Regions from separate parts of the Homo sapiens genome. Here all the other regions are linked to region 2. The links are chromatin loops, found by intact Hi-C in ENCODE. Cell type or tissue: PC-9. All regions are shown on one strand. Each heading gives the region's core, and the rest is flanking DNA. Links, peaks and the distances in the headings are about the cores only. Region 1 overlaps RIPOR3 (RIPOR family member 3). Region 2 overlaps PARD6B (par-6 family cell polarity regulator beta). Region 3 overlaps RIPOR3 (RIPOR family member 3). Region 4 overlaps RIPOR3 (RIPOR family member 3).

Region 1 (7,352 bases), core at 1,370-6,369, 81 kb before region 2:
ACCTGAAACCCACTCTACTTGTCTTAGTCCATTTTGTGTTGCTATAAAAGAATACCTGCAACTGGGTAATGTATAAAGAAAAGAGACTTATTTCATTTTATAGCTCTGCAGTCTGAGACATTTAAAGGGATGGCCTTGACTTCTGGCAAGGGCTTGCACGTTGCATCACCACACGCAGGAAAAGGGAAAACAGAAGGGAGACTGCAAAAAAGGGGAAAACCTGAAGGTCATCATAGCTTTATAATAACCCACTCTCACAGCAATGAGTTAGATGGAGAACCAATTCAGTCTCACGAGAGTGACAGCAAGAACTCACTCACTGGTGAGAGGGTAGCACTTCCAAGCCATTCATGAGGGATTCACCTCCATAGCCCAACACCTCCCACTAGGCCCCGCCTCCCAACACTGCCACAGTGGAGATCAAATTGCAACATGAGTTTTGGTGGAGACAAACACCCCCTATCCAAATCACAGCACTACCCCCGAACTTTCCATTACACGAACCAAAGAATCTTCCTTTAAATTAGTGTCATTGGGTTTTCTGGGATTTACCTTTTTTTTTTTTTTTTTTTTTTTGAGACAGGGTCTTGCTCTGTCACCCAGGCTAGAGTGTAGTGGCACAAACACAGCTCACTGTAGGCTCGACCTCCTGGGCTCAAGGGATCCTCCCACCTCAGCACCCCCCACCTATGCCCTCAAAGTAGCTGGAACTACAGGAACCACCACACCTGGCTAATTAAAAAAAAAAAATTTTGTAGAGGCCGGGTGCGGTGTCTCATGCCTGTAATCCCAGCACTTTGGGAGGCCGAGGTGAGTGGATCACCTGAGGTCAGGAGTACAAGACCAACCTGACCAACATGGTGAAAACCTGTCTCTATTAAAAATACAAAAATTAGCTGGGCGTGGTGGCACATGCCTGTAATCCCAGCTACTCGGGAGGCTGAGGCAGGAGAATCGCTTGAACGCGGGAGGCGGAGGTTGCAGTGAGCCAAAATCACGCCACTGCACTCCAGCCTGGGCAACAGAACGAGACTGTCTTAAAAAATAAAAAAAAAAATTGTAGGGACACAGTTTCACTATGTTGCCCAGGCCAGTCTTCAACTCCTGGGCTTAAGCAATCCTCCTGTCTTTACCTCCCAAAGTGCTGGGATTACAGGCATGAGCCACCACACCCAGCCTAACATGTTTTTAATAACCAAAAGAAAATAAACATCTCCATAGCCTTGTGACACATCCTTTTTTAACCTGAAATTGGTAGAGTAGGTTTCTGATTCATAGAACCCAAACAAACATTCCTCCCTAAAGCAGGCAGAGGCTCTTTGGGAGAGTTTACTTTCAAAACAGTGTCCCTGCAAGTCCCAAGTGACAAGTTCCCCTTTCCTGGTCTGAAGCATTCTGAGGAGAGGCAAAGAGGTTAAGGCTTAGCTGCAGGAACACGCTGTCCCCACGACAACCCCTTCTCAGCCTCGGAACTGCTGTTATCAGAGTTGTGTTGTCTCTTGAAGGTCCGGACAAAGGGTGAAGCCAGGACTCCTGAGTCTAAAGGGCAGGTCGGGGCCTGGGAGAGAAGGGGAAGCTGGCCTGGGGCAGAGATATGTTTTCCATTTCCCCTGGGGTCCCGCGCAGGACAGCTGCTGTCCATAGCCAGTTCAGCCAACCGTGGGAGGAATCACATTCACTCGACAGGCAGGCAGTGGCGGCACTGGGATTTGAACATGGGGCTGATGGGCTCCAGGCGTGGCACCTGTGCCACTACAGTGCGGGGAAGCTCTGACTGCTGCAGCCTCCGTTGTCGCCACATCTGCCCTCGAATTTCCCTTCCAGCTGGTTCTGCAATCAGCAGCCCCTCCAGACATCCCTGGGAGGCTCCAAGGAGCTGACTCCTGATGAGGAAAAGGATCAGCCGCAGACTCACTCCTCCTCCAGCCACTTCCAGACCCACGGGAGGCGTGGGTGTGACCCAGACTACCTGGGAGCATCTGCTTTTGTCTTTATCCAGGGCAGGACCCTCTGAAGGAGGAGCCCTCAGAGAAGAAGGGAAAAGCCAAAAGGAATTAAAAGCCAATTTCCAAATGGAAATAAATAAGCAGTCATAATTGGCCACATTGGTGAAATTGGGCACTAAGGGCCAGGCAATGGGCTGTGGGATAATGTCACTTGAGGCTTACGGCCACGCTCAGAGGAAGGTGCTGAGGTCCAGGGAGGTTCAGGCAGGTGACATGACTCACCCAGAGCCACTGGCTGGAGAGTGGCAGGGCTAGCTTGGAGCCCAGGTGGTGGACTTCATAGGTGCAGCCGTGACTGCTGTCATCCCTCCCATGGGGAGTTGTTGCAGAGAGTGAGACACAGCGCCCTAAGCTATTTCTCCATCTGGTGTGCCTGGATGCCTCTGCCCACCCAGGACCCTCCTCTCGGGTGGCCCACCACTGCCCTTCCATCACAGTTCATACCTTCTCTCGTGGACCCACAGGGGTGTCCACTGGACCAGGACCCCAGGGAGGATCCCAGTCCTGGCCCCACCACTCTCTGGCTGGTGACACGGGGGAAGTCAATTCTTTCCAAGCCTCAGCTTTCTCACCTGTACAATGGGAGTTTGTGCTAGACAAGAAGTTTTCAGGACGGACACAGTGGCTCACGCCTGTAATCCCAACACTTGGGGAGGCCGAGGCGGGTGGGTCACTTGAGGTCAGGAGTTCGAGACCAGCCTGGCCAACATGGTGAAACCTCATCTCTACTAAAAATATAAAAATTAGCCAGATTGTCATAGCGCATGCCTGTAGTCCCAGTTACTCGGGAGACTGAAGCCAGGAGAATCACTTGAACCGGGGAGGTGGAGGTTGCAGTGGGCCAAGATCTCACCACTGTACTCCAGCCCGGGTGACAGAGAGAGACTGTCTCAAAAAAAAAAAAAAAAAAAAAAGTTTTCAAACTGCTGACTGCACCTGTTTGTAGGCCCTGAGCTCAACTGAGTGAGTCACACAGGTATTCACTGACGTGATTCTGCCTCCAAGGCCACATTTTCTCCAGTGCACCTCTGTCCTTCAGCAAGTGACCTGAGGCTGGGACTGCCACATGCTGCCTCCCATCAGCACCTTACCCAGACCTACTGCTGGCTACAACGTGCTTAATGATTGTCAGGTGGCTCACATACCCTGTTCTGTTCGGCTTCACAGTGTCTGCCAGCCCGTGGAGTATGGCACAGTGGCTACTAGCCAGGGTCAGGCAGTGCGACTCCACCTCTCCAAGCGCCCCAGTGCAGCGTCTGATCATAGGGAATAACTCTACCTGCTTCACAGGACTATTCTGTGAATACTAATTAGGATAACATATGTGAAGGTCTTGGCGTTGTGAGCACATGAGCCCAAGGTCAGCTCCCTAAAATGATGAAGTTCATATCACAAGAGGCCCCTAGAGGTCAGGACAGCCTTTCGGTACCTTTCTATGGCAAACAAGCGGCTGGTTCTCTGCCACCTATTTTCTCCCCTTCATTGGGCAAGACTGAGCTGGCAGAATAATGGCCACATCAGTATTTACTCTCTACTTTCTGGCTTCCCTAGATTGGTGCCAGCCATTTGTCCCCCCATCCAAGACAACCCTGATCCCCATCCCCAGAAGGAAAACACCTCACCTCTCTCACAATTTGAGAATGGCTGTCAACTCGAGCACATTATTAGATTTAATTGTATCTAATACTTGAATACCTAATATATTACTTTCTCTCTCTCTCTCTTTTTTTTTTTTTTTTTTGAGATGGAGTTTCATTCTTATTCCCCAGGCTGGAGTGCAATGGCGTGGTCTCGGCTCACTGCAAACTCCGCCTCCCGGCTTCAAGCGATTCTCCTGCCTCAGCCTCCCGACTTGCTGGGATTACAGGCTCTCGCCACTACACCTGGCTAATTTCTGTATTTTTAGTAGAGACGGGGTTTCACCATGTTGGTCAGGCTGGTCTCGAACTCCTGGCTTCAGGTGATCCACCTGCCTCGACCTCCCAAAGTGCTGGCACTATAGGCGTGAGCCACCGCACCTGGCCCCAATATATTACTTTCAAGGACAAAAACTGCAATTACTTTTGCACCAACCTAATATTTAAGGTAGGACACCGTGAAGCCCAGTGAGATCTCTGTGGTGGACAAACAGCGTGGCTGCTAGGCTGTGAGCCCTCCCGCCTGTCTGCTCTCCATGCTGTGCGCCACTCCTGAGAGCTGGGTCAGCAGTCGCACTGTTGGCTTTGCTCTGACCTCGAGTCTATTTCTTTTCCATGTGTGTGTGCAGCCGCTGCCTGGAGTGGAAATCTCCACTGAGGGACAGACCTTCTTTCAAGGCTCACATCAGGCAGGATCCCACGGGAAAGGGGGCTGGCTGAGTCAGGAGGGTTCTCTGCCTGAGTTCCCGTGTGACATTGGGCAAATCACTCAACGCTCAGAGCTGCGCATTTTTATCTCCATCTGCTTGGAGCAGGAATTGCAAAGAGTTTCAGCTCAGGTTCCAACGCCAAGGTGGGAGATATTGGTTGCTTTGGGTATAGTGTTGAGATAGATTCTGAGGCTGTGTATGGGCTCACTAGGAAAGGGTGCTGTGTCTGCCATGAAGTGGGAAATCGGTGGGGGAAGAAAAAAGAAACCCGGCTGGGCACGGTGGCTCACACCTGTAATCCCAACACTTTGGGAGGCCGGGGCAGGAGGATCACCTGAGGTTAGGAGTTTGAGACCAGCCTGGCCAACATGGCAAAAACTTGTCTCTACTAAAAATACAAAAATTAGCCAGGCATGGTGGCGCATGCCTGTAATCCCAGCTACCTGGGAGGCTGAAACAGGAGAATCACTTGAACCCAGGAGGCAGAGATTGCAGTGAGCCAAGATCATGCCACTGCATTCCAGCCTGGGTGACAGAGCGAGACCCTGTCTCAAAAATAAAACCCAAAAAACAAAACAAAACAAACAAAAAAACCCCATGGTGCTGGCCGGGTGCGGTGGCTCACGCCTGTAATCCCAGCCTTTTGGGAGGCTGAGGCAGGAGGATCACTTGAGCCCTAGAGTTCAAGACCAGCTTGAGCAACATGGCAAAACCCTGACTCTACTAAAAATACCAAAAAAAAAAAAAAAATGCTGGACGTGGTGATGTGTGACTGTGGTCCCAGCTACTCAGGAGGCTGAGGCAAGAAGATTGCTGGAGCCTAGGCCTGTCTGGCTAACTTGGCTCTACCTTGGCTCAGAGCCCCCTCTTCCTTTTTTTTTTTTTTTTTGAGATGGAGTCTCGCCCTGTCGCCCAGGCTGGAGGGCAGTGGTGTGATCTCGGCTCTCCGCAACCTCCGCCTCCCGGGTTCAAGCAATTCTCCTGCCTCAGCCTCCTGAGTAGCTGGGATTACAGGCACGCACCACGACACTGGGCTAATTTTTTGTATCTTTAGTAGAGATGGGGTTTCCTCATGTTGGCCAGGCTGGTCTCGAACTCCTGACCTTGTGATCCACCCGCCTTGGCCTCCCAAAGTGCTGGGACTACAGGCATGAGCCACTGTGCCTGCCGGGTGGGTTTCTTATGGCGAATGATCCCACACCACTTTTCAGTGCACGTAGTTACATGGAGTAGAACACAGACAGTCACACCTCCACGTTCTTTTGGCCACCATGACTGGTTCAACCAAGGAATCTGCTCCAAGCTAGGTGAAGGAAAATCAGCCCTAAGGCCCCCCGTCGCCACGCACCTCACTGTATCCAGCTATACCTAAAGCCAAACCGAATCCCAGACATCTAAATTTTATGAGCCAGTAAATTCCCTTCTTTGCTTAAGCCAGTATAAATCAGGGTCCCATCCCTTGTAATGCTGAGTCCCAAGGCCCAGACTCTGGGCCTTTCGTTTTTCCATTCAGGCCCCAGAATGAAGACCAAGGAAGGGTTTATTAACATGACAGTGAACATCTAGGGCCTTATATACATTTTTCTTCAATTCAGCCAAGACAAGAGGCCTAGAATACAGAGAAAGGACACCCATTTCTTTTCTTTTCTTTTCTTTTCTTTTCTTTTCTTTTCTTTTTTGAGACGGAGTCACGCTCTGTTGCCCAGAGTCACGCTCTGTTGCTGGAGTGCAGTGGCGCAATCTCGGCTCACCGCAATCTCCGTCTCCCGGGTTCAAGCAATTCTCCTGCTTCAGCCTCCCAAGTAGCTGGGACTACAGGTGCCTGCCACTACACCCAGCTAAATTTTGTATTTTTAGTAGAGATGGGGTTTCGCCTGTTGCTCAGGCTGGTCTCGAATTCCTGACCTCAGGTGATCCACCTGCCCCGACCTCTGAAAGTGCTGGGATTACAGGCGTGAGTCACCACGCCCAGCCTAGGACACCCATTTCTTTGTTTGTTTTGTTTGTTTTTTGTTGTTGTTTGTTGTTTTTTTGAGACGGCGTCTCACTCTGTTGCCTAGGCTGGAGTGCGGTGGTGCCATCTCAGCTCACTGCAACCTCTGCTGGGTTCAAGCGATTCTCCCTCCTCAGCCTCCCAAGTAGCTGGGACTACAGGCGTGTGCCACCATGCCCAGCTAATTTTTGTATTTTTTGTAGCAATGGGGTTTCACCATGTTGGCCAGGCTGGTCTCTAACTCCTGGCCTCAAGTGATCCACTGCCTTAGTCTCCCAAAGTGCTGGGATTACAGGCGTGAGTCACCGCGACCAGCCTAGGACACCTATTTCTTCAAACATAGGAAGAAACATCTTATCTGCATGATCCCTCCTGGGGAGCTATCTTACGGTCTTATGTGATAAGGTGACCTCTCCTTTGGGTGAGTGGAGTAAAAAAGCGGGCGAGGTATCTGGAATATGCTTCTATCCCTCCTAACCTCCCCTACAAACAAAGCTTTCCTGAATGCCTTGTCCTTAGCTTCCTGGACTCTGAACCTAGCTTGGCTAAATTTTCTTTTTAAAGCATCAGCATAAATCATGAATACCTTGGGAAGGGAACATTAACCATCAGCCGGCAAAGTTAAAATTCCCCTCCAGCCCACTTAAATGGACTGAAACCTCCACCCCATCCCCAAACGAGCCTCCCTGGCCTTGTCCTTGAACATTTCAAAATCGGGTTTCTGCTTTAAGTTCTTTAAACTACTTTTTTTTTTTTTTTTTTTTTTTTTGAGAGGGAGTCTCGCTCTGTTACCCAGGCTGGAGTGCAATGGCACGATCTTGGCTCACTGCAACCTCCACCTCCTGGGTTCAAGTGATTCTCCTGCCTCAACCTCCCAAGTAGCTGTGATTACAGGCACCCGCCACAACGCCCAGCTAATTTTTGTATTTTCAGTAGAGACGGGGTTTCACCATGTTGGTCAGGCTGGTCTCAAATTCCTGACCTCGTGATCCGCCTGCCTCGGCCT
Region 2 (7,352 bases), core at 1,616-6,615:
TTTAGTAGAGATGGGGTGTCACCATGTTGGCCAGGCTGGTCTCGAACTCCTGACCTCAGGTGATCCACCCGTCTTGGCCTCGAAGTGTTCTGGGATTACAGGTGTGAGCCACTGCACCCAGCCGTTAGCTTGTTTCTGTTTCTGTGCTCTTATGCTTGGTTATTCTTAAGGACACTTCACCCTCGGTTCTTCCCACGTCTGCCTCCTCCTGCTTAGCTCAGATAAGTTTGTCAGAGGAGTCTCTTCTGACTACCCTAACTAAAGCCCTCCACCTTCCCACCTTTACCACATCATCCTCTGAAGACCTGGAAATATCTTATTTAAGAATATGTTAACTTGTTTCCTGTCTGTCTGGTTTACCATCAGGTCGCAGCATCTAAATCTGGCAGACTTACTTAGTGTACTATAATGCATGCACTCTTTTTTTTGTGGAGTGGGGACGGAGTCTAGCTCTGTCCCCCAGGCTGGAGTGCAGTGGCGCGATCTCGGCTCACTGCAAGCTCCACACCATTCTCCTGCCTCAGCCTCTGAGTAGCTGGGACTACAGGAGCCCGCCAACACACCCGGCTAATTTTTTTTTTTGTATTGTTAGTAGAGACGGGATTTCACTGTGTTAGCCAGGATGGTCTCGATCTCCTGACTTCGTGATCCGCCCGTCTCGGCCTCCCAAAGTGCTGGGATTACAGGCGTGAGCCACCGCGCCCGGCCGCACTCTGTCTTTTAAGCAAAGTTGAGCAGATGCTTAACTAGAAATCTGATTTTATGTAAACCTTAATGAACATTTAATTCAAGGAACTAATATAAAGTATGACATTAAGTATAGTTACATTTTACTGCTTGATTACAGCACATTTTCTGTTTGCTTTTTGATTTCAGTTAGGCATCAGTAAGGCAGAAGTTACACTTAATATGTACTGGTGTTTTGTTTTGTTTTGTTTTAAGTCTTGCTCTGTCACCCAGGCTGGAATGCAGGGGCGTGACCTCCACTCACTGCAACCTCCGCCTCCCAGGTTCTTGTGCCTCAGCTTCCAGAGTGGCTGGGACTACAGATGCGTGCCACCACGCCCAGCTAATTTTTGTATTTTTAGTAGAGACAGGGTTTTGCCATGTTGGCCAGACTGTTCTCAAACTCCTGACCTCAAGTGATCCGCCCACCTCGGCCTCCCAAAGTGCTGGGTTTACAGGTGGGAGCCGCCGTGCCTGGCCCCAAGTGATTTATTTTATTTTATTTTATTTTATTTTTTTTGAGACAGAGTCTTACTCTGTTGCCCAGGCTAGAGTGCAGTGGTGTGATCTCGGCTCACTGCAGCCTCTACCTCCTGGGCTCAAGCGATTCTCCTGCCTCAGTCTCCCAAGTAGCTGGGACTACAAGCGTGTGCTACCATGCCCGGCTAATTTTTGTGTTTTCAGTAGAGACACGGTTTCACGACGTTAGCCAGGCTGGTCTCAAACTCCTGACCTCAGGTGATCCACCCTCCTCAGCCTCTCATAGTGCTGGGATTACAGGTGTGAGCCACTGCGCCTGGCCCCCAAGTGATTTTTGAAAAGCAAATTGCAAAACCATTTTAAAATTTAAAACTATGTGATCTTTTAACATCTGATACTCTACTAAAATTTCTTTAAAGTGAAAGCTTACAATTCAATGTGTAAACTACTTTATAGTCTGAAGTTTAAGATAGTGTTGTTGGATATCTTGAAAAATTTTTATAACAATTTATTGTTAGAAGAAAAACCCCATACTCTATTCCTAGAGCAGTTATCATGGGAGCAAAAACAAAGCACAAGAAACCTGGTATCTTAAAAGTTATTTTCATGCAGAGGATCCCAATCCCCCATTCCCTGTTAAGAGTATTAGAGTTTATCCTAATTGATTCGGGAGATGGGGAAGAGAAGGTACAGAATAGACTTTCTGCTCTCATTGTTGAGGTTATTGCTGTGCACTAAAAATTTTTAAAAAAATATTTAAAGCTTGCGCCTTTTAAAAATACTCAGGTCATTCCTGTCAGTTTGGAATTCAGCCAGGGAAATGTGTATTTTTAAAAGCTTCCCAGCCAGTCCTGATAATCAGCCAGGTGGAGGATCTGTTGATGTGCTACAGAACAGACCCCTCTCCAGATCTAGTCAGAATCTCTACATCCAGACTTCTTGCTATAACACCGTCTGTTTTTGATTGACACCAGACACATATGTTTACCTCTTCGATTTATTCTCGTTTTATTAGGAACACTAGAAAGGCTTTGCTTTAAACTTTGTCTCTCATAGGGCATGCCCTTACACAGATGTGACTTTGTGGCCCAGATGCTGGTAACTGGGCATCTAAATCATCTCTTAGATTTTGTGCATTGGACATTATTTTGTAGGTGTCTTTTAAGGTTACATTTTTATGAATCAGGGTTTAAAGTTGTCTAAGGAATATACATTTTAGTAGTAAATTGTAAATTATAGTTTTAACAAAAGATATGGCCCAGAAATGAAAAAAATAAATTACAGCCTGTAATCCCAGCATTTTTGGTGGCCGAGGCGGGCGAATCACAAGATCAGGAGATCGAGACCATCCTGGCTAGCATGGTGAAACCGTGTCTCTACTAAAAATACAAAAAAATTAGCCGGGCTTGGTGGTGGGCGCCTGTAGTCCCAGCTACTCGGAAGGCTGAGGCAGGAGAATGGCATGAACCCAGGAGGCGGAGCTTGCAGTGAGCCTAGATCGCGCCACTGCACTCCAGCCTGGGCGACAGAGCGAGACTCCGTCTCAAAAAAAAAAAAAAAAAGAAATTGTGGAGTAACATCTCAGTATGTGACACCAGTTACTCACAACAGAAACGTGGGTGTCACCTTTGACACATACCTATTTTTTAGTCAGTCACCAAGCCTATTAAAACTGTGTTCTAGTTATTTTTCAGATTTGTCTCCCCATTTCCATGTCCTCTGCTCCAGGCCAGGTGCCATCCAAATTTACTGAAGTAGCTTCTTTTTTTTTTTTTTTTTTTTTTTTCTGAGAAGCAGTCTCGCTCTTGTTGCCCAGGCTGGAGTGCAATGGCGTGATCTCGTCTCACGGCAACCTCCGCCTCCTGGGTTCAAGTGAGTCTCCTGCCTCATCCTCCCGAGTAGGTGGGATTACAGGCATGCGCCACCATGCCTGGCTAATTGTGTATTTTTAGTAGAGATGGGGTTTCTCCATGTTGGTCAGGCTGCTTGCGAACTCCCGACCTCTGGTAATCCGCCCACCTCGGCCTGCCAAAGTGCTGGGATTACAAGTGTGACCCACTGCACTGCGCTGGCTGCAGTAGCTTCTTGTCCTCCCCCTCCACGTCCTTCTCCAGCCTGCAGCCGGAGTGAGCTTTGTAGAAAAACCAAATGAGTTCACTATCACTGTCTTCCCTTAAAATCCTTGATTTTCTTCCCTTTGCCCTTAGGCTAAAGTCTGTAAACTTTGGTACTTCCCAGGAGGCCCTGTTTGTCTGTTTGGCCCCTGGCTGCCTCTGACTCAGCTCCTGACTCCCTCCCTCCCTCCCTCCCTCCTGCTTTTCACCCTCTGTTCTAGCTGTATTGGATTTCTTTGTCTGGCCCTCCCTCTTCTGGATATTGTCGAGTCCTGTGCCTGGAACATTCTTCTTGCCTTCTACTATTAGCCCCTGGCTGGTTTTCCTCACAGAATCACTTCCCTGGAGAAGCCTTGCCTTACTCCTACAAGCCAGGCCAGGTCCCCTTTACATACTTCCCCAGCATGGTGTGCTTATAGCTCTCAGCACCTTTGTTATAATTTACTTAGAGTATTTGAAATTATTTGTTAGTTGCCATCTCCTCTTTTAGATTGTAAGCACCACGAAAGTAGACACCATACCTATTTTATTCACCAAATCTGTACCACAGAGCACAATTCCTGGCACATAGTCAGTGTTCGTTAAATATTTGGTGATTAATTTTTCTGTATTAGGAATGAAGGGGTCTGCAAAATTTGAATATCTAATTTGCTTTAAGTGATATTTAATCTTTTTAAAGTTGCCAGATCTGGCTGGGCGCAGTGGCTCACGCCTGTAATCCCAGCACTTTGGGAGGCCAAGGTGGGCGGATCGCCCAACGTCAGGAGTTCGCCACCAGCCTGACCAACATGGTGAAACCCTGTCTCTAATACAAAAATTAGCCGGGCATGGTGGTGCATGCTTGTAATCCCAGCTACTCGGGAGGCTGAGGAAGGAGAATCGCTTGAACCCAGGAGGTGGAGGTTGCAGTGAGCCGAGATCGTGTCATTGCACTCTAGAGCGAAACTCCGTCTCAAAAAAAAAAAAAAAAGTTGCCAGATCTATCTCATTTAACCATTTTATATTAGAGCAAGAGTTGGCAAACTAAGGCCTGTTGGCTGCTTTTGCATATAAAATTTTCTTGGAACAGGGTCTCACCATTGCCCAGATTGGAGTGCAGTGGTGCCATCTTAGCGTACTTCAGCTTCGACCTCTCAGGCTCAAGTGATCCTCCCACTTCAGCCTCCCAAGTAGCTTGGACTACAGGCACAAACAAACCACCATGCCCAGCTAATTTTTAAAATTATTTTTGTAGAGACAGGGTCCTGCTATGTTACCCAGGCTGGTCTTAAACTACTAAGCTGAAGCAGTCCTCTCACCTCGCCCTTCCAAAGTGCTGGGATTACAGGCATGAGCCATCATGCCTGGCCACATAATATTTTATGGATTGTCTGTGGCTGCTTTTACAAGAGTGATTATATAGCCTGTAATACCTAGACATTTACTGTCTGACTCTTGACAGAAAACGGTTGTCAACCCCTGGATTAGAACATTTTAAAACATTATTTCATTATTTGATTTCTTCCTCTGATCTTCAAGTGGGGCATAATCTTGAACTTTGTTGATGGCTGTACTATAATGGTTGCTGTTTTGTTACTGTATGGGGATACTGATGGAGCTTATGTAGAAGTTTTTTTTTTTTTCTAGATTTGCTTTTTACTCACTGTGAAGCTTTTATGTCTTACATCTGCCTGCCACCCACAAATGGATCCTTACCCTTTGCTCTGAATGTGTGGTTTATGACCCTCTATGAGCAAAGGAATGAGATTACTAGGCTTTTCAGAATTAATGTTTAAAGAGTAAGAGGTTCAGAGGGAAGCCCTGCAGGATAAGTGAAGAACAGCCACTATTTGTGTGTAAGAAAGTAAGACATCCAGTTTGACTATTTGGAGGCCTTCTAGGTGGATCCTTGTCTGTTCAGTTAGCCGAGATCATTGGCTGAAGAAAAGGCTTGGGATAAATGCGGTGCTGCTGTATCAGCCCATATCATGTACTGTTGCATAAGTGAATTTATACAAGTGGACAGTTGCTATGATCAAGTTTTCAAACTTTCCATCTCATTCTGAGTTTAATGCTCTGATAGTGTTCAGGTAGAAAGTCAACTCCAATTCCTTGTGGACATTCACCTTTACACTTTAACACCCTGAACCCTGGCTTTCTGCCAAAATATTTTCTTTCCCAGTGGCTGGAAACTGATTAGCTAGATGGGAGAACAAAGGTGGCTTTGTACTGGGGCATATTGCTTTTGAGAATTTAGCAGAGAGCATTCAAATGGAGTCTGGATGTGATGCCAAATTATGCAGATTTGGAGTTTATTTTGGTTAGGTTTCCCATGAGTAGGTATGTAGGCAACGTAATACTGTTCTCAGTTTATATGGTCTGGAATTTCCCTTATAAATGTTATATAGGCTTTCCTTATTGATTGTTTTAAAACACAAATATGTATGATTTTGAGAAAACACATTACCAGAAGACTATTCTTGATAGGTTTTTTTGCCAAAAAGATTGTTGTACCAATGGATTTATATCCAAAGCCATATTATAAATACATTTCTGTCTCTGTAAGAGCCCAATGCAAATACTTATAAATGATTACAAGTGTCCCCAAGGGGAAAAAAATGCCAAAAAAATAAGATACCCGTAACCTTATATATTTATCTGAAACTAGGTTTTGAAGAGTGTTCACGCAGCATCAGAAAAGAATACTAAAGCTCCCCATACTCTGACATAATTGATACTTGGCATTCATTATTGTGACTTGGAAGATACTAGCCTCGTAAGAAAACCTGGGCTCTAGTTCTTTCTGTGTAACTTACGTTGTACCCTTAATTTATTGGTTATAAAGTGAAGATGATAATAGTTTAGCAATGAGGGGGTTTAGGATTAAACAAGAGAATATGAGTTGAAGCGCTATACAAACGCAAGATGGTGAGATTGGTGTTTTCTGTGGCAGCAGCTGAGACTAGGATTTTCAACTATTTTGTGGAGGAGGAGGGAAGCCATTTATTTTTTGTTGTTGTCTTTTCTTTTCTTTTTCTTTTTTTCTTTCTTTCTTTTTTTTTTTTTTTTTTTTTTTGCCTAGCCACTGGAAAACCAGGGAGAGGCATTATTGAAGTTGTTGTGTTTTTTTTTTAATTCATGTAAATTTCACTTTTTAGTTTATCCTCATTGTAGTTATTTTTGAAAATACTATTTTAACTTTTGTTTCTGCTGTTAGTTTCATTTTCTGTTTTACCTCTCATTCTCTGATGAAATGTTTTGTTTATAGACTATCTTCCTTCAGCCATATAATTTAACCATATCTGGTGTTAGGTGTTCTGTTTTCCCTTTTAGTTTATTATTTAATTAGGCGGCAGTATTTAAAGATCGCAAGATTTTGCCTAAAAACAAGACTTTCTGGCATGAAGAAAATCTGCGAGGAACTGAGAAGCAGCTATGCCATCTAAATGAGGCAGGAGCTCTCCAGTTTGCCAGAGTCCTACTACTTCCTATTGTCTGTGTCACCACCACTGAGGACAAAATACCATTGAACTTTATGCATAGTTTTTCACACAGTAAAGAAAAAAGTTAAAACTCCACCTTTGCCTCTTTCAAAATGAAAATGAGAGATCAAGAATTCCTGCTGGGCGAGGTGGCTCACACCTGTAATCCCAGCACTTTGGGAAGCTGAGGCAGGTGGATCACCTGAGGTCAAGAGTTCCATCAAGACCAGCCTGGCCAACATAGTGAAACCGCATCTCTACTGAAAATACAAAAATTATCTGGGCATAGTGGCGCATGCCTGTAATCCCAAGCCACTTGGGAGGCTAAGGCAGGAGAATCGCTTGAACCTGGGAGGCGGGGGTGGCAGTGAGCTGAGATCATGCCTCTGCACTCCAGCCAGGACGACAGAGCGAGACTCCGTCTCAAACAATAGCAACAGAAAACTGAGGGAGAGTGTTTATTTGCAGAATACCAAAATTCCGAAGTGTTTGTTTGATATGCATCAGCATCAATTACATTATCTGCCCACTCAGCCTCTGATATTGGTATATGATTTTACTCTCTGATTTA
Region 3 (7,352 bases), core at 895-5,894, 120 kb before region 2:
CCACCGTGCCTGGCTCAGCATCAGTTATTATAGGGGACTACTGGCCCTTCTCTTCCAACTCCTCCTCTTCCCAGGGGCGGGAATAACGGTATGCTGGAAGCAGCTTCAACCCACCCCTAAAAGCTGGCTGAACAACAAGAGAGAAGGAACAGGCCCTGAATAGCCTCGTGAAGCAGACCTCCCAACACACACACATGCCCTCATCCACCCCTTGGCTCTGGACTGCAGAGAGAGAGAGAGAGGAATAACCAATCTCAAGTAAGCACCTGCATTTTGGGGGTCCTTTTATCAAAGCAACTTCACCTCTACATTAACAACACACTACCCAAGGCTCTGTCTTTTCACTGGTAAAATGGGACCACGTAATACATCAGAGGATGGTGCTGAGAATTCTATTAGATGCCAGGCCCAAAATGTGGCACAAAGGAGACCTTTTACATGCAAGCTGTTGTTAGAATCATCACATCCTATCTGTATCTTTCCCCTGGCTCACAGCTTAGAAAACATTAGGTGCAGGCCAGGCACTGTGGCTCACACCTATAATCCCAGCACTTCGGGAGGCCAAGGTGGGTGGATCAACTGAGGTCAGGAGTTCAAGACCAGCCTGACCAACCTGGTGAAACCCCGTCTCTACTAAACAAAAAATTAGCCAGGCGTGGTGGTGGACACCTGTAATCCCAGCTACTCGGGAGGCTGAGGCAGGAGAATCACTTGAACCGGGAGGCAGAGGTTGCAGTGAGCCGAGATCATGCCACTTCACTCCAGCCTGGGCAGCAAGAGCAAAACTCTGCCTTAAAAAAAAAAAAAAAAAAAGAAAAAAAAGAAAATATTAGGAGTTTGGTAAATATTAAGCTCAGCTGAACGGGGGAAAATACAGTATCCCAAGGGGATTAGAGAACAGAGAACCTGGCCCCTGCAGGCAGAGCGGGATAGCGAGTGCACCCCTGGGTGTTCCCAGCTGGAGACAGAGGGAGCAAAGGTGGAGAATGGGACCTGGTATGCTCTGGGAGTGGATGCAAGGAGCAAGGTTTGACCCAGGCAGAAGTGGGAGTCTGCAGAGGGGCCTGGACCTGGGGCCTCTCTAGTTTTGGGGACCCAGGATGTGTGAGAGGAGGAGAAGGGCAGCTCCCAGAGAAAGTCCAGCTTCCAACACCTTTACAATGACAAGTAATGTCTCTGTAGAGCAGAGAAACTAAGCTCAGGCCAGGGCTAGTGGGCTGCTGAACAGCTGACACCACAAGCCCAAGGGCCTCAGGAGCCTGGTGAGAACACGTGAGCCTAAGTAACTGGGGGCACCTGCTGCCGCCAGGAGCTCGCTAAGGGCTTTATAGAAATATCTCGACTTTCACAACCACCCTAGGAGACAGGTATTATTCTTATTATTATTTTGAGATGAAATTTCGCTCTGTCGACAGGCTGGAGTGCAGTGGCACGATCTCTGCTCACTGCAACCTCCGCCTCCCAGGTTCAAGCGATTCTCCTGCCTCAGCCTACCCAGTAGCTGGGATTACAGGCATCTGCTACCACGTCCAGTAATTTTTGTTTTTTTTAGTAGAGACAGGGCTTCACCTTGTTGGCCAGGCTGGTCTTGAACTCCTGACCTCAGGTGATCTGCCCGCCTTGGCCTCCCAAAGTACTGGGATTGCAGGCATGAGCCACTGCACCCAGCCATTTGTATATATTTAATGTTAAGTGATGCTTTCCAAAGCCCACAGGGGCTGTGCTCCCTCTTCCCCTTGCCCTCCCTGAGGCCCCATCACCCACCTCTTGAACCGGGCCCTCCGCAAGTTTGCCATCTTGAGGCTGGCAGAGACGGTCAGGGCTGCAGACTCGGGAAAAGGCAGGTTTCTGAGAGGTTAGGGACCCCGGCAGGTGGGCAGCAGGCAGTGGGGCAGGAGCTCGCTCACTCCCAGCTCCTGCCTCCAGCCCCCAACAGGTGTGCACCGTTGGCCCAGCCCCGCTTCCATCCACCTGGGGACCTTATACCCTCGCTGCTGCAGCCACACCTGGATGCACCTGCTCCCGGGAAAGCTCTGAGCCTAGTGCTCCTTGTGTGAGGTTTAACAGGACAGGCTCAGTGGCCACTCTGAGAGCCCGCCCACCCGGGGAAGGTGATGCACATGCAGCCTCCAGATGGCCAAATCAGGCAGCATGTCTGGCCCAGGTGTCACAGAAGCCGGGGCAGGAAGAGCCTCTGGGGCCGGATGTTTCACCAGGTCTGGGAGGACTCAGTAAATATTAAACAGCCCCTGGCATGCCAGACAAGCTTCCAGACGGGCACGTGCAACCTGCCGGCCCCAGCCCTCACGTGAGGTTGCTACAGCAGTCCTTCTGCCTGGTGTGGTTGGCAGAGGCCTTGGTACTCGGCTGTTGCAAGTGCAGGCTCTGGAGGCAGACAGGGCCGGGCTCAAGTCCTGCACCTGCCCCCAGCCTCCAGGCGGGACAATTATAGGACTGACTGCACAGGCTTCAGGTGAAGACTCCATGCAACAAGGACGTGAGCCAACCATTTACCCAGGTGCCTGGCGGTGCTGGCCACTGGGTGATGATGACAGGCATGCACTCGGCACTTGCCAAGCTCAAATTCTGCTCTCAGTGCTTTTGTTTTTTTTTTTTTTAATTGAGACAAGGTCTTGCTCTGTCTCCCAGGCTGGAATGCAGTAGCGTGATCTCAGCTCACTGTAGCCTCCGCCTCCTGGGCTCAAGTGATCCTCCCACCTCAGCCTCCTGAGTAGCTGGGACCACAGGAGTGCACAATTACACTCGGCTAATTTTTTGTAGTTTTGGTGGAGACAGGGTTTCACCATGTTGCCCAGGCTGGTCTTGAATTCCTGAGCTCAAGTGATCCGCCTGCCTTGGCCTCCCAAAGTGCTGGGATTGCAGGCGTGAGCCACCACGCCCGCCTGGCCTGCTCTTGGTGCTTTACATGTATGGACTCATTTCTCCTGACACAGTCTTTGAGGTCAGGCCCCCTGGTACCGTCCAGGAAACTGAACTTGCATCACTCGCCTCTGGCTCCAGAGTCTGTGTGCTTGACAGCTTCACAGGCAGGGCTGGATATGAGCCGCCTCTTTCTCCAGCCTCCTCTCCTTGAAACTTAATGGCTGCTATTTCGTTTTCACACCCACACTTCTTAGCCATCCCAACAGAGGAATTCCCAAGCTGAGGAGGATGTCCCAGTGGCTCCTGGCTCGGGGAGTACCTGCCTGACTGCCTGGGGGAGGGAGACCTGGCTGAGGAGGGGCAGGAAAGGGGGAAGGGCAACCATGCCTGTCAACTGGGGCAGAGTAGGACAGTATCGGGGCCTGGCCCTCTCCTCCTTCATCCTCACTGTTTATCCTCTCATCTCTCTATCCTCCCACCCCCCAGGTCCAGCTCTTGGGAAATGGCCTTATTATGTCAATCATTCACACCTTAGTATAAAATTTCCCCACCAGGTTACTTCCCCAAGTGAGCCATCTGACTGTGGAGTAAAAATCCCTGTCTATAGTGAAAGGGGTTTCAAGGTGCCAGAGTAGGGGTCAAGGTGGTGATGGGAAGAGAAGGGGCATCAGCCCACCCTCTCCATGCAGAGCCCTGCCCTCCTGCCAGGTTGTTTGCCTTGACAGTGCGGCTGCGCTTCGGCCTGCTCGGGTTACCAGGGAACAAGGCCAGAAGGTGGGGCCTGAAACCCAATCAGGCTCCAGCCCTGGCTCCAAGGGTTCAGACCCCAGGGAGCTCGACGGAGACAGGAAGTTAAAAATAGATGCACCGCTTCCCCGTCGGTGTGGGCAGCTTCTTCCTTGCCCTCACACAAGGGGGCGGCAGAGGCCAAGGCCAGGTGGGGGCTGCCCAGGGACCTCCGAACCAGCCCAGGCCCAGCATCCTCTGGCATCCTTGACAATCAGATGGGGGACAGGAGGGGTCTGAGATATTAGAGCCATCAGGGCTGTCTTTCCTAGACTAGGACTTGGACACTGTGGGACCCTTGCTGACGGCCAGCGAGCCCTGGTGTCAAGGGGATGGATCACCTCTGTCCTCCTTCCTCCCAAAGAGCTGATCCCAGGAATCCAGGAAGGGGCCAACGAGAGGCAGAGGCCTACCGTGGGGGCACTCTCTGGGCAGAGCTCCCCTCTAGGGCCTGAGGGGACATGTCCCATGGATGCAGGACATTCAGAGGCCCCCACAGGCCTGGCAGGAGGAGAGCTGCAGGCAGGGCCAGTTGTGAAATTTGTGGGGTCTAGTGCGAAATAAAAATGCAAGGCTCTTTATTCAAAATTTATCAAGAATTTTGGGCCAGGCGCGGTGGCTCACGTCTGTAATCCCAGCAGTTTGGGAGGCCGAGGTGGGTGGATCACCTGAAGTCAGGAGTTCCAGACCAGCCTGGCCAACATGGTGAAACCCTGTCTCTACTAAAAATTAGCTGGGCATGGTGGCACATGCCTGTGATCCCAGCTACTCGGGAGGCTGAGGCAGGAGAATCACTTGAACCCGGCAAGTGGAGGTTATGGTGAGCTGAGATTGTGCCATTGCACTCCAGCCTGGGCAACAAGAGCAAAAGTCCGTCTCAAGAAAAAAAAAAAAAAAAATAGCCAGTGTGGTGGCCCATGCCTGTAGTCCCAGCTACTCAGGAGGCTGAGGCAGAAGAATTGCTTGAACCTGGAAGGTGGAGCTTGCAGTGAGCCTAAATTGCACCACTGCACACCTGGGTGACAGAGCAAGACTCTGTCTCAAAACACACACAAAAAAATTGTATTAAGAATTTCTATTTGGTGCCAGGCACAGTGGCTCACACCTGTAATCCCAGCATTCTGGGAGGCCGAGGCAGGTGGATCACCTGAGGTCAGGAGTTCGAGACCAGCCTGACCAATATGGTGAAACCCTGTCTCTACTAAAAATACAAAAAAAAAAAAAAATTAACTGGCATGGTGAGGCACACCTGTAATCCCAGCTACTCAGGAGGCTGAGACAGGAGAATTGCTTGAACTCAGGAGGCGGAGGTTGCAGTGAGCCGAGAATATGCCACTGCACTCCAGCCTGGGCAACAGAGCGAGACTCTGTCTCAAAAGAAAAAAAAAAATACAAAAATTAGCCGGGCGTGGTGGCACGCTCCTGTAATCCCAGCTACTCAGGAGGCTGAGGCAGGAGAATCACTTGAACCTGGGAGGCGGAGGTTGCAGTGAGCCAAGATCGCGCCATTGCACTCCAGCCCGGGCGAGAGAGAGAAACTGTCTCAAAAAAAAAAAAATTTTGGGAGGCTGGGGTGGGAGGATCATTTGAACCAAGGAGGTCAATGCTGCAGTGAATCGAGATCGCACCACTGCACTACAACCTGGGCGACAGAATGACACCCACAAAAATTTCTAGAGCACAACAGCAGAGCGTTCAATCAAAGTACAGAGCACAGGCTACACGCTCATGAAGCCGCCCTTGGGTACAGGGTCTGCAGACCCTACCCCTCCTTCCAGACCACACAAGGGTCCCTACAGTGCTTCAGTGGACCAGCCCCACTCCAGGGCACACAGCTGGGAGAGGGTCACCTGGGCCGGATGGCCCCCTGGCCAGGTAACCCGCACAGCTGACCTTCCCAGCCTTGATTACAGACCCCTGCAAGAAAGTGGGGGACTCTGATAAAGCCCAGGAAGAGGCAGCTCAGAAATGGTTAAGTTGAGAAACAGCATCATTTCCTGGCCGGTTTATACTTAACCCCCTCTTTGCAGCACTTATGGAGTGCCTGCTGTGTGCCTTTCTCAGGCAGCACCCACTCTTTCTGTTCTCTGAGGCTTGGAGTTGGGGCACTGAGCACTAACTGCTCTGGAGCCTGGGTCAAATTCTTCTCGTCTTGGGGCATCAACTTAAACCCTTCCCAGGCTCCCCTCCACTGAGAATGTGTCTCAAGGCCTCACTGCAGCCCATGAGGCTCCGCAGGGTCCTCCTCCCTCCCTGACTGCTGTCACGCATGCCAGCCGCACACCTGCTTTCTGTCCCTTAAAGCTCATTCCCACCCAGGACATCTGCACTCGCAGCTGCCTCCCGCCGCCGAAGGCTTCCCGGCCCACCCCCATCTGCACACGCGCAGATCCACTTCTTCTGTCCCTTCCTGCCTCCACTCCCCATGCCCCTGTCTCGTCAGGCTCTCCCAGGAGACCATGGGTGCCCTCCCCCACCCCCAGTTCAGTTCCCTCACAGCACTGCCACCAGCTGGATCTGTCTCAATTATCACTGGCTTATTGTTTGCTGCCATCAGCTCCCAGGACAGCAGGGCCTGGGTCTGTCCCCAGAGCCCAGGACAGGGCCAGAGTAGGTGCTCCGTGAATATCTGCTGCGTGAACAGGGATTCCTAAGGTGCTTCCAGCTGGGACACTCCAGGATCTTAACCCTGGGGTCCCGGCACCACCACCCATGGGAAGGGAGCCCCCAGGGAAAGGTTAGTGAGCTGGGAGGGCTGACCTCAGGGGGGTGGAGGTGGGGTCCTATCCCCGCAGCAAATGCCCCTGGGAAGGAGCTCAGGGAGCACACACAGGAGGGACCTGGCCTGGTCTGGAGCTCAGGGGTCCTCCCCCAGGACCTAGCAGGAAGCCAATGCCTGCAGGTGATTCAACGGGAACTGGAGGTGGAGGAGTGGGGTAGGAGCTCCAGCGGGAGGACACACATGTGCTGAGGCCCTGAGGCCGGGAGGGGAGGGAGGTAGGCTGCTGGGGCCAGGTCCCAGGGGCCTCTAGCCAGGAGGGCGCTGGGTTTATTCTAAGTAGGTTGGGAATCTTTGCAGGGTTTCAAGTCGGGGAAGAGCATGGTGGGATTTTATTGTTGACTGACTCACTGACCTACTGAGTTCTGCACTCTGCTCTGGCTGGGGACCCCGACCTGTCCACCCCGTTGGCTCAGACAGACAGAGGTTTGGCCCCTTCAGGATGTCGATAAACTGCCCCAGTCCCCAGGCCTGCCTGCTCGTAAATGGTTCCCTGGGGGCTTGCACAGTGCCTGGCATGAGGCCCTGGAGCGAGGGGGCAGCAGGCCTGAGCTCATCGGGCTGTGGCCTCCAGAAGCAGAAACAACCTTCCTCCCAGGGACTTAGTACCTAAAGCCGGAGGAGACACAGGACGGGGCAGCAGGCAGGGCCTGGCCCGGCCAGCACCCCCAGGGAACTCAGCCACAGGGTCAATGCTGCCCCCCAGGCCCATCTGTGCCAAGCCTGCTCCCTCATCCGGTAACCCCCCACAGCACCAGCTGCACCGGCTGCTGGCCCTGCCTCCCTCGTGGTTCCTTCCCGACAGCCCCGTGAGCAGGGTGCACCCACAATTCCCATTGTTCAGATGAAGACAAGGCTGAAGAGGTGAGGTCACTTGCCCCAGGTCACAGAGCCAGAAGAGGTG
Region 4 (7,352 bases), core at 754-5,753, 67 kb before region 2:
CTGTAAGAGGTTACTATACCATGTTACAGAGAGAGTGATCAAGACTCAGAGAAGTTAAGGGACTCATAGCTGGATCTAGATTTGAATTTGGTCTATCTGGTCTAAAGCCCACTTTTAAGGACCAACTGTGTATGCCAAGTGCTAGAGCCACTTCCTTGCTCAGTCCTCACCGACCACACTGTGCTATCTTTATTCACATTTTGCAGTTGAGGAAACAGGTTCAGGCAGGTCTGTCCAAGGCCACCCTATTTAGGGTCTGACAAAGCCAGGTTCATCTGACTCCAATGCCAACGCCCATGCTGTTGACCAGACCATCCCTGCCAACTTCCCAATATGAATGCTTTGAGTGGCTCTCGGCCCCCGGGCTGTGGAACACCAGCACACCAGTGCCTGGAGGGCAGCAGCTGTCCAGCAAATGTCTGCTCATTCATTTGTTCACGCATTCAGGGCAAGTCGAACGGCAGACGGGGCAGGAGATCCAGGGCCAGCATCGATGGTGCAGGGAGCCCTCTGGCCCCTTAAATATCCTCAGACAATCCCAGAAATCATTCCTGGGTCTACCTTATGTGGGTTTTCTAGAATAGCTACTGCTGAACTGTAGGGTAGTGAGGGAGAGACACAAATACAGGCAAAACCACACAACAGCGAAGATTCCATAAGGGCAGGAGTGTTTTTCCACCAGGAAACAAGAACCAGTTCATCTGAGTTCCTTCGCCTTTTGTCCCAAGACACAAAAATGTCAAAAATGTGCAAGGGCTCTGGCCACAGATGGATACTGTGTCTCACCCCGACGGGCTGCTTCCTGCATGGGGCTGAAGGTCAGGGTGAAGGTTGCTGCCCTGAGAGTCAGGGGAAGTTGGTCTGCCTCCTGCTGTGTCACGTACTTGCCATGGTGTGTGGGATGAGGCCCATCATCTCCCAGAATTAAGCTGTAGCTGACTATAAAACCACAGGTGAGGGCTGGGTGTGGGGGCTCATGCCTGTAATCCCAGAATTTTGGGATGCTAAGGCAGGAGGTTCGCTGGAGCCCAAGAGTTCAAGACCATCCTGGGCAACATAGAGAGACCCCGTCTCTACTAAAAATACAAAAATTAGCCAGACATGGTGGTGCATGCCTGTGGTCCCAGCTACTCTGGAGGCTGAGGTAGGAGGATCACTTGAGCCCAGGAGGTCAAGGCTGCAGTGAGCCGTGATCATGCCACTGTACTCCAGCTGGGGCCACAGAGCAATACTCAGTCTCAAAACAAAATAAAAAAACCCACAGGTGAGGTCACATCAGGCTTTTCCCCTTTATTCTCCCTAAGGGCTCCACAACATCAGAAATGGGTTTCTCTATCAGTGCATCCTCCAGATTCTACTTTTTTTTTTTTTTTTTTTTTAGTAGAGGTCTTGCTTATACCCAGGCTGGTTTCAAACTCCTGGGCTCAAGCAATCCTCCTGCCTCATTCTCCCAAAGTGCTAGGATTACAGGTGTGAGCCACCCACACCCAGCCCAGATACTGGGCCCTGTCCGTCAATCCATTTGCAGTCACCAAGCACCAGCTGCGTGCACCGCATTGTGCCAATGTCTGGAAGGATGCTCACAACTATCAACACAGATAACTAATAATATCAACAATACCACAGTGTAAATGCAAAGCAATATGTGCCTGGTCTCATTTAATTCTCACATCAAACCCTTGGGATACATATCATTAGCACCCTCATTTGCTAGAGAAAACTCAGTTCTGAGGGTGGATGATTTGCCAAGGCCCTGGGAATTCGGACTAACTCCCTTCATAGGTGGCTGCAAGTGCCTGTGGCCCAGACATTCCCATAGATAGGTCATTTTCTCACACCAGCTTATATTTCTTGTGCCAGACACAGGGTCCAAACCCATTTGCATTACGTCTCTGAGACTTCACAAGACCTTCCTGTGAATTTGTTACCATTATTATTATTATTTTCTTGTTTTACTTTTTTTTTTTTTTTTTTTTTTAGACCGAGTTCTGCTCTTGTTGCCCAGGCCTGGGTGCAGTGGCGCAATCTCGGCTCAATGCAACCTCCACCTCCCGGGTTCGAGCGATTCTTCTGCCTCAGCCTCCTGAGTAGCTGGGATGACAGACACACACCACCACACCTGGCTAATTTTTGTATTTTTAGTAAAAATGGGTTTTCACCATGTTGGTTAGGCTGGTCTCAAACGCCTGACCTCAGGTGATCCACCTGCCTCGGCCTCCCAAAGTGCTGGGATTACAGGCGTGAGCCACCGCGCCTGGCCTTTTTTTTTTTTTTTTGAGACAAGATCTCACTCTGTCACCCAGGCTGGAGTGCAGTGGGGCGATCTCAGCTCACTGCAACCTCTGCCTCCCTGGTTCAAGTGATTCTCCTGCCTCAGCCTCTCAAGTACCTGGAATTACAGGCACGTGCCACCACGCCCAGCTAATTTTTGTATTTTTAGTAGAGACGGGGTTTCACCATGTTGGCCAGGCTTGTCTTGAACTCCTAACCTCAACTGATGCACCTGTCCCGACCTCCCAAAGTGCTGGGATTATAGGCATGAGCCACCGCGCCTGGCCTTATTATTCGTCTTCTTAGTCTGCTTTCAGATGAGGACACGGAGCCACAGGAGTTACAAGGGTGGAGGTGCTGGGAAGTCAGGACCAAAATCAGCCTCCTGACTCCCCATCTCATTTTCTCAATCATCATGGGTTTTGCCCCCCAAGAAGAGAACCAGCCACCATGGGTGCTAAACCGGTGGCTGATATAGCAAAGTGTGTTGGAGCAGAGATCCCAGCGGGCTTCCTAGAGGAAGATCACAAAAAATGGGCAGAGCCCACAAGGCACAGTACAGGTTTCCTCTCTCCAGTCCACATAAGGGCATTCACCAGGAACCTGGGGGCTGGGTGGCCTTGGCCCAACCCTCTGAAACTCACCCTGTGGCTCCTCACTCACCAGATGGACACAGCAGGAATCTGTCCCACCTGGCTCAGGGAGGGCCTACCCCCACCTCCCACCCCACCCCACAGGCCTGTTTGCATGCCAGGCCAGAGTTGGCCACATGCCCACATATCTCTCCTCGTTCTGCAGGCTCCGGGAAGGAAAGTCCAAGGCCAAGGTTATCATGGGGTTCACATACCTTAAGGGGTGGGTGGAGGGGTTGGCTCACAAGCTACAGGTTATTCAATGCAGTGCTATTCGTGATCACAAAAGATCGGAACTGATCTCACGTCCATCATCAGGGGACTGGACTAAGATATTTTGGCACAACCACATACGACTCAAGTGTCAAGGGAGGAAGAGTGGGGGAGTCTTGAATAAATAACAAAAGCTGGCGTTGACACAGGACTTTGCACATGGTGGAGGCTCCTTGCAAGTGCTTTGCATGTTATTAACTCATTCAATCCTTACATCACCCCAGGAGGAGGAACCATTATTATCTGTTTAAAATGCCTGTAATCCCAGCACTTTGGGAGGCCCAGGTGGGAGGATCACTTGAGTTCAGGAGTTCAAGACCAGCCTGGGCAACAAAGTGAGACTTCATCTCTACAAAAAATTCAAAAAATTAGCCAAGCCTGGTGATCCACACCTGTAGTACTAGCTATTCAGGAAGCCAAGGTGGGAGGATTGCTTGAGCCCAGGAATTCGAGGCTGCAGTGAGCCAGGATTGCACCACTACACTCCAGCCTGGGTGACAAAGCAAGATCCTGTCTCAAAAAAAAAAAAAAAAAAAAAAAAAAAAAAAATATATATATATATACACACACACACACACAGAGAGAGAGAGATACACATATAATATTTTAAAATATATATACCTCAAAAAATATATATATAATATTTAAAAATATATAAAATGAGGGTGCCACTTGGTTGAGTTTATGGTTAAAAAAAAGAATAAAATTTAAAAAAGAGGCACCAAGAAGTGAAGTTTCTTGCCCCAGGTTCATGGCCAACAAACAGTGGACTGGGCCGGGCACGGTGGCTCACACCTGTAATCCCAGCAATTTGGGAGGCTGAGGTGGGAGGATCGCTTGAGTTCAGGAGTTCGAGACCAGCCTGGGCAACATGGCAAGATCCCATCTCCACTGGTGCAGTGGCTCACGCCTGTAATCCCAGCACTTTGGGAGGCTGAGGTGGGCAGATCACAAGGTCAGGAGATCGAGACCATTCTGGCAAACATGGTGAAACCCTGTCTCTACTAAAAATACAAAAAAAAAAAAAAAAAATTAGCCGGGCGTGGTGGCGCTCACCTGTAGTCCTAGCTACTCGGGAGGCTGAGGCAGGAGAATCACTTGAACCTGGGAGGCAGAGGTTGCAGTGAGCCGAGATCGCGCCACTGCACTCGGGCCTGGGCAATAGAGTGAGACTCTGTCTCAAAAAAAAAAAAACCGTCTCTACTAAAAAACTGCAAAAATTAGCCAGGCATGGCGGCATACACCTGTAGTCCCAGCTACCCAGGAGGCTGAAGTGGGAGGATCACCCGAGCTCAGGAGGTTGAGGCTGCAGTGAGCCAAGATCACACCACTGCGCTCCAGCCTGGCAACCAGAGTAAGATCCTGTCTCAAAACAAACAGACAAACAAACAGTAGACCTGGAATTTGGTGCAAGCAGCAGGGCCAGATCCATGCTTGGTCCTCTCCTCCCAGCATCTCTGTTTTGTCCTGGGTCCCTCTGCCAGGAGCTCCCTGGAACCCGGGAAGGAAGAGAAGCATGCAGACAAGCGTCAGCACCCCCACCCTCCGCTGGCCTTGGGGAGCAGGTGTCATTAGACGAGGCTCAACTGAAGCCTGCATCTGAAACAGATTCTCATAACTCAGGCGCTGTGGTAGCCAACTTCTCTCTACAGTCAATTACGGCCAGCGGGGCCCACTGATTATTTTTATAGCCTTTCCTGGAGTCATGACAAGGAAAACTAAATGATCCACAGGACCCCTTTCATCACTAACAGCCGGGTTTCACGGTTGGGGGTGGAGGAAGGAAAGAAAAATCACTTTTTTCCCCACTTTGAGTTAATCAACAGAACTCAAGTCTGGGCAGCCAATATGTTGGTGTTGAGAAAAGCTGTTCTCAAGCAGAACTAATTGGCAACAGAAATGGAATTTTCTTCCCCACCTCCCTAAAAAACATAAACATGCTTTATCCCAGAGAATTACCCTTCAGAATAGGTATTGCAGACGTGTCGTGTGCAGCCGCCTGTGCGAGGCTGGTAATCTCACGCCGACCTGGCCAAAGGCTGCCTGTGCTGGTTACAGCTCAACCAGAGCAGCCTCTTACGCAATACAATGGTCATGAAGGTCAGTGGCCCAAACCAGCCCAGCCAGACCAGAGTGGACACTTGCTTTCCTGATGCCCAGCACCTATCTCCTGCTCCTACGAACAGCCTTTGGCTTTTGTTGGGTCGGGGGGTGGGAGGGCACCCTGATTTGCAGGTACAAGTGTGAGTGGCATTGATACCCCCTCAACTCCAGAGATGAGCTCTGACAGGCGTAAGCCAAAGAACATATTCCGGGGAAATTTCAAGAAGGGGCATATGACCTAACAAGAAACAATAGCTGGCACAGTGGCTCACACCTTAATCCCAGGACTTTGGGGGGCTAAGGCGGGTGAATCTATTTCAGCTCAGGAGTTTGAGACCAGCCTGATCAACAAAGTGAGACCCCAGTCTCTGCAAAAAATAAAAACTGGCTGGGCGTGGTGGTGCATGCCTGTAGTCCCAGCTACTTGGGAGGCTGAGATGGGAGGATCTGCTTGAGCCCAGGAGGTGGAGGCTGCAGTGAGCCAAGATTGCACCACTGCACTCCAGCCTGGGCGACAAAGCCAAACTCTGTCTCAAAAAAAAAAAAAAAAAAGAAAAGAAAAGAAAAGAAACAATAAGGCACTAGAAAAAAAAAAACATATAATGAGGCTTCTGGAAAAGATAGCTCTTTTTATTTTAGAGAAATTGAGGTTCAAAGACGTGATGTAACTGCTCAGAGGTATACAGTGAGGTGGTAGGGGATCCAGGGTTTGAACCCAAGTCTGTAGGACTGAGGAGTTTGCAACCCTTCACTGCAGGCGCTACTGAAAGGCAGCATAAACCTTGGACGAAGCCAGAAGAGCTGGATTCAAACCCAGTTCTGCCATTTACTCCCTGTGTAATTTCAGGCAAGTCACTTAACCTCTCTGTTCCTCAGTTTCCATATCTGTAAAGTGGGGCTTCTAAGGGCACCTCCATTTGCAGGATCTGAGAGGTAAATAATTAACAGCAATATCTGTAAAGTGCATGCAACAGTGCCTGTCACGGACCAAGGATTCGCCCCTTCCTCACCACACCGTTCCCCACACGCGTTGAGAACCAGACCAAATAAAAGGAGGTGGAGGGGAGGAAGGAAAAGTTGATGTTATCAGATCTGTAATCCCTACGCCATGTGTTCCTTTCTGTAGCACAGCTGCCAGGCTTGCCTCTCCTGCAGGAGAAGCTGTGCCACAAAGATGTGGGACGTCACAAACACGCAGCCCATTCAAGGCTTTTGGACATTCCAGCCCCGTCCTTGATGTCAGTCAAGATCTAGGGCAAATTCCACCCATTCAGGTGGCAAAAAGTAAGATGTTTGACAAATGCCATGTGTAGAGGGTGGCTTGTGAATTGGTACAACCATTAGAAGATAATTCAGCATACGATTTCATATTCCAGCAATTCTACTTCCAGGTACAAACTTGAGACACACTCCTGTATGTGTGCAATAGGACAGTACAAGAACCCTCAAAGCAGAACCGTGTATGTAGCAAACAAAACTGACAAATGGAAACAACCCACATGGTCATAGACAGGAAAAATAAATGCTGGTATGCCATGGAATAGTACACAGCAGAGAAAAGTGAATGAACAAGTGATAAGCAATTATATCAACGAATTTTAGCAATAAAATGATTTATAAAAATGTAAGTGCAGGGGCTGGGCACCATGGCTCACACCTGTAATCCCAGCCCTTTGGGATGCTAAGGCAGGCTGATTGCTTGAGGCCAGGAGTTTGAGGCCAGCCTGGGCAATATGCAACATGGCAAAGCCCCGTCTCTACAAAAACGTAGCCAAGTGTGGTGGTGCACGCCTGTAGTCCCAGCTACCAGGGAGGCTGAGGTGGGAGGATCACCTGAGCCCAAGAAGTCAAGGCTACAGTGAGCTGAGATTGCACCACTGCACTCCAGCCTGGGTGACAGAGTGAGACCCTGTCTCAAAATATGTGTGTGTGTGTGTGTCTGCATGTATGTGCCAGAAGACAAGATATATCTTTACGTAAAGTTCAAACAGCAGTAAAAGTAAATGATATATTATTTTGGCATACATGTAAGTGATAAAACTTTTTTTTTTTTTGAGACGGAGTTTCGCACTC

The links. Hi-C counts contacts between places; a loop is a spot of excess contacts. Peaks named below come from ENCODE experiments on the same cell type or tissue, not always from the same donor. Only the 100,000 strongest peaks of a DNase experiment are listed, where the experiment ranks them.
Region 1: it touches region 2 in a loop (6-fold over the local background); 35 of 110 quality-filtered maps call a loop at or near these places.
Region 3: a loop joins it to region 2, with 8 times the contacts of the local background. A loop is called at or near these places in 54 of 110 quality-filtered maps.
Region 4: a loop joins it to region 2, with 4 times the contacts of the local background. A loop is called at or near these places in 30 of 110 quality-filtered maps.

Annotation. Positions count from the first base shown.
Region 1 is chr20:50,660,197-50,667,548 of GRCh38, forward strand. The region is part of intron 1 of RIPOR3 (RIPOR family member 3); the gene reads right to left. It overlaps RIPOR3-AS1 (RIPOR3 antisense RNA 1), which reads left to right. Exons shown (of 3, transcript NR_111906.1): 3 at 1-95. LOC105372659 (a long non-coding RNA gene) reads left to right here and starts at 7,017. Exons shown (of 5, transcript XR_007067644.1): 1 at 7,017-7,063. RefSeq lists enhancers at 5,697-6,197, 6,198-6,698. In PC-9, for the core only: CTCF peaks have their summits at 3,301 and 3,501; DNase peaks (open chromatin) are centred at 2,255, 2,985 and 3,425; H3K27ac peaks cover 2,731 bases.
Region 2 is chr20:50,741,138-50,748,489 of GRCh38, forward strand. All of the region lies in intron 2 of PARD6B (par-6 family cell polarity regulator beta), which reads left to right. Among named protein-coding and RNA genes, the nearest start is that of PARD6B, 13 kb to the left of the region's middle. In PC-9, for the core only: CTCF peaks have their summits at 3,572 (motif pointing left) and 3,772; DNase peaks (open chromatin) are centred at 2,854, 3,494 and 5,494; H3K27ac peaks cover 5,000 bases.
Region 3 is chr20:50,622,467-50,629,818 of GRCh38, forward strand. All of the region lies in intron 2 of RIPOR3 (RIPOR family member 3), which reads right to left. Among named protein-coding and RNA genes, the nearest start is that of MIR1302-5, 11 kb to the left of the region's middle. RefSeq lists enhancers at 2,538-3,499, 6,375-6,972. In PC-9, for the core only: CTCF peaks have their summits at 3,800 (motif pointing right) and 4,005; a DNase peak (open chromatin) is centred at 2,235; H3K27ac peaks cover 1,046 bases.
Region 4 is chr20:50,675,412-50,682,763 of GRCh38, forward strand. All of the region lies in intron 1 of RIPOR3 (RIPOR family member 3), which reads right to left. Among named protein-coding and RNA genes, the nearest start is that of RIPOR3, 12 kb to the right of the region's middle. In PC-9, for the core only: no CTCF peak of the experiment used is centred there; DNase peaks (open chromatin) are centred at 1,280, 3,100, 4,540 and 5,230; H3K4me3 peaks cover 640 bases; H3K27ac peaks cover 4,747 bases.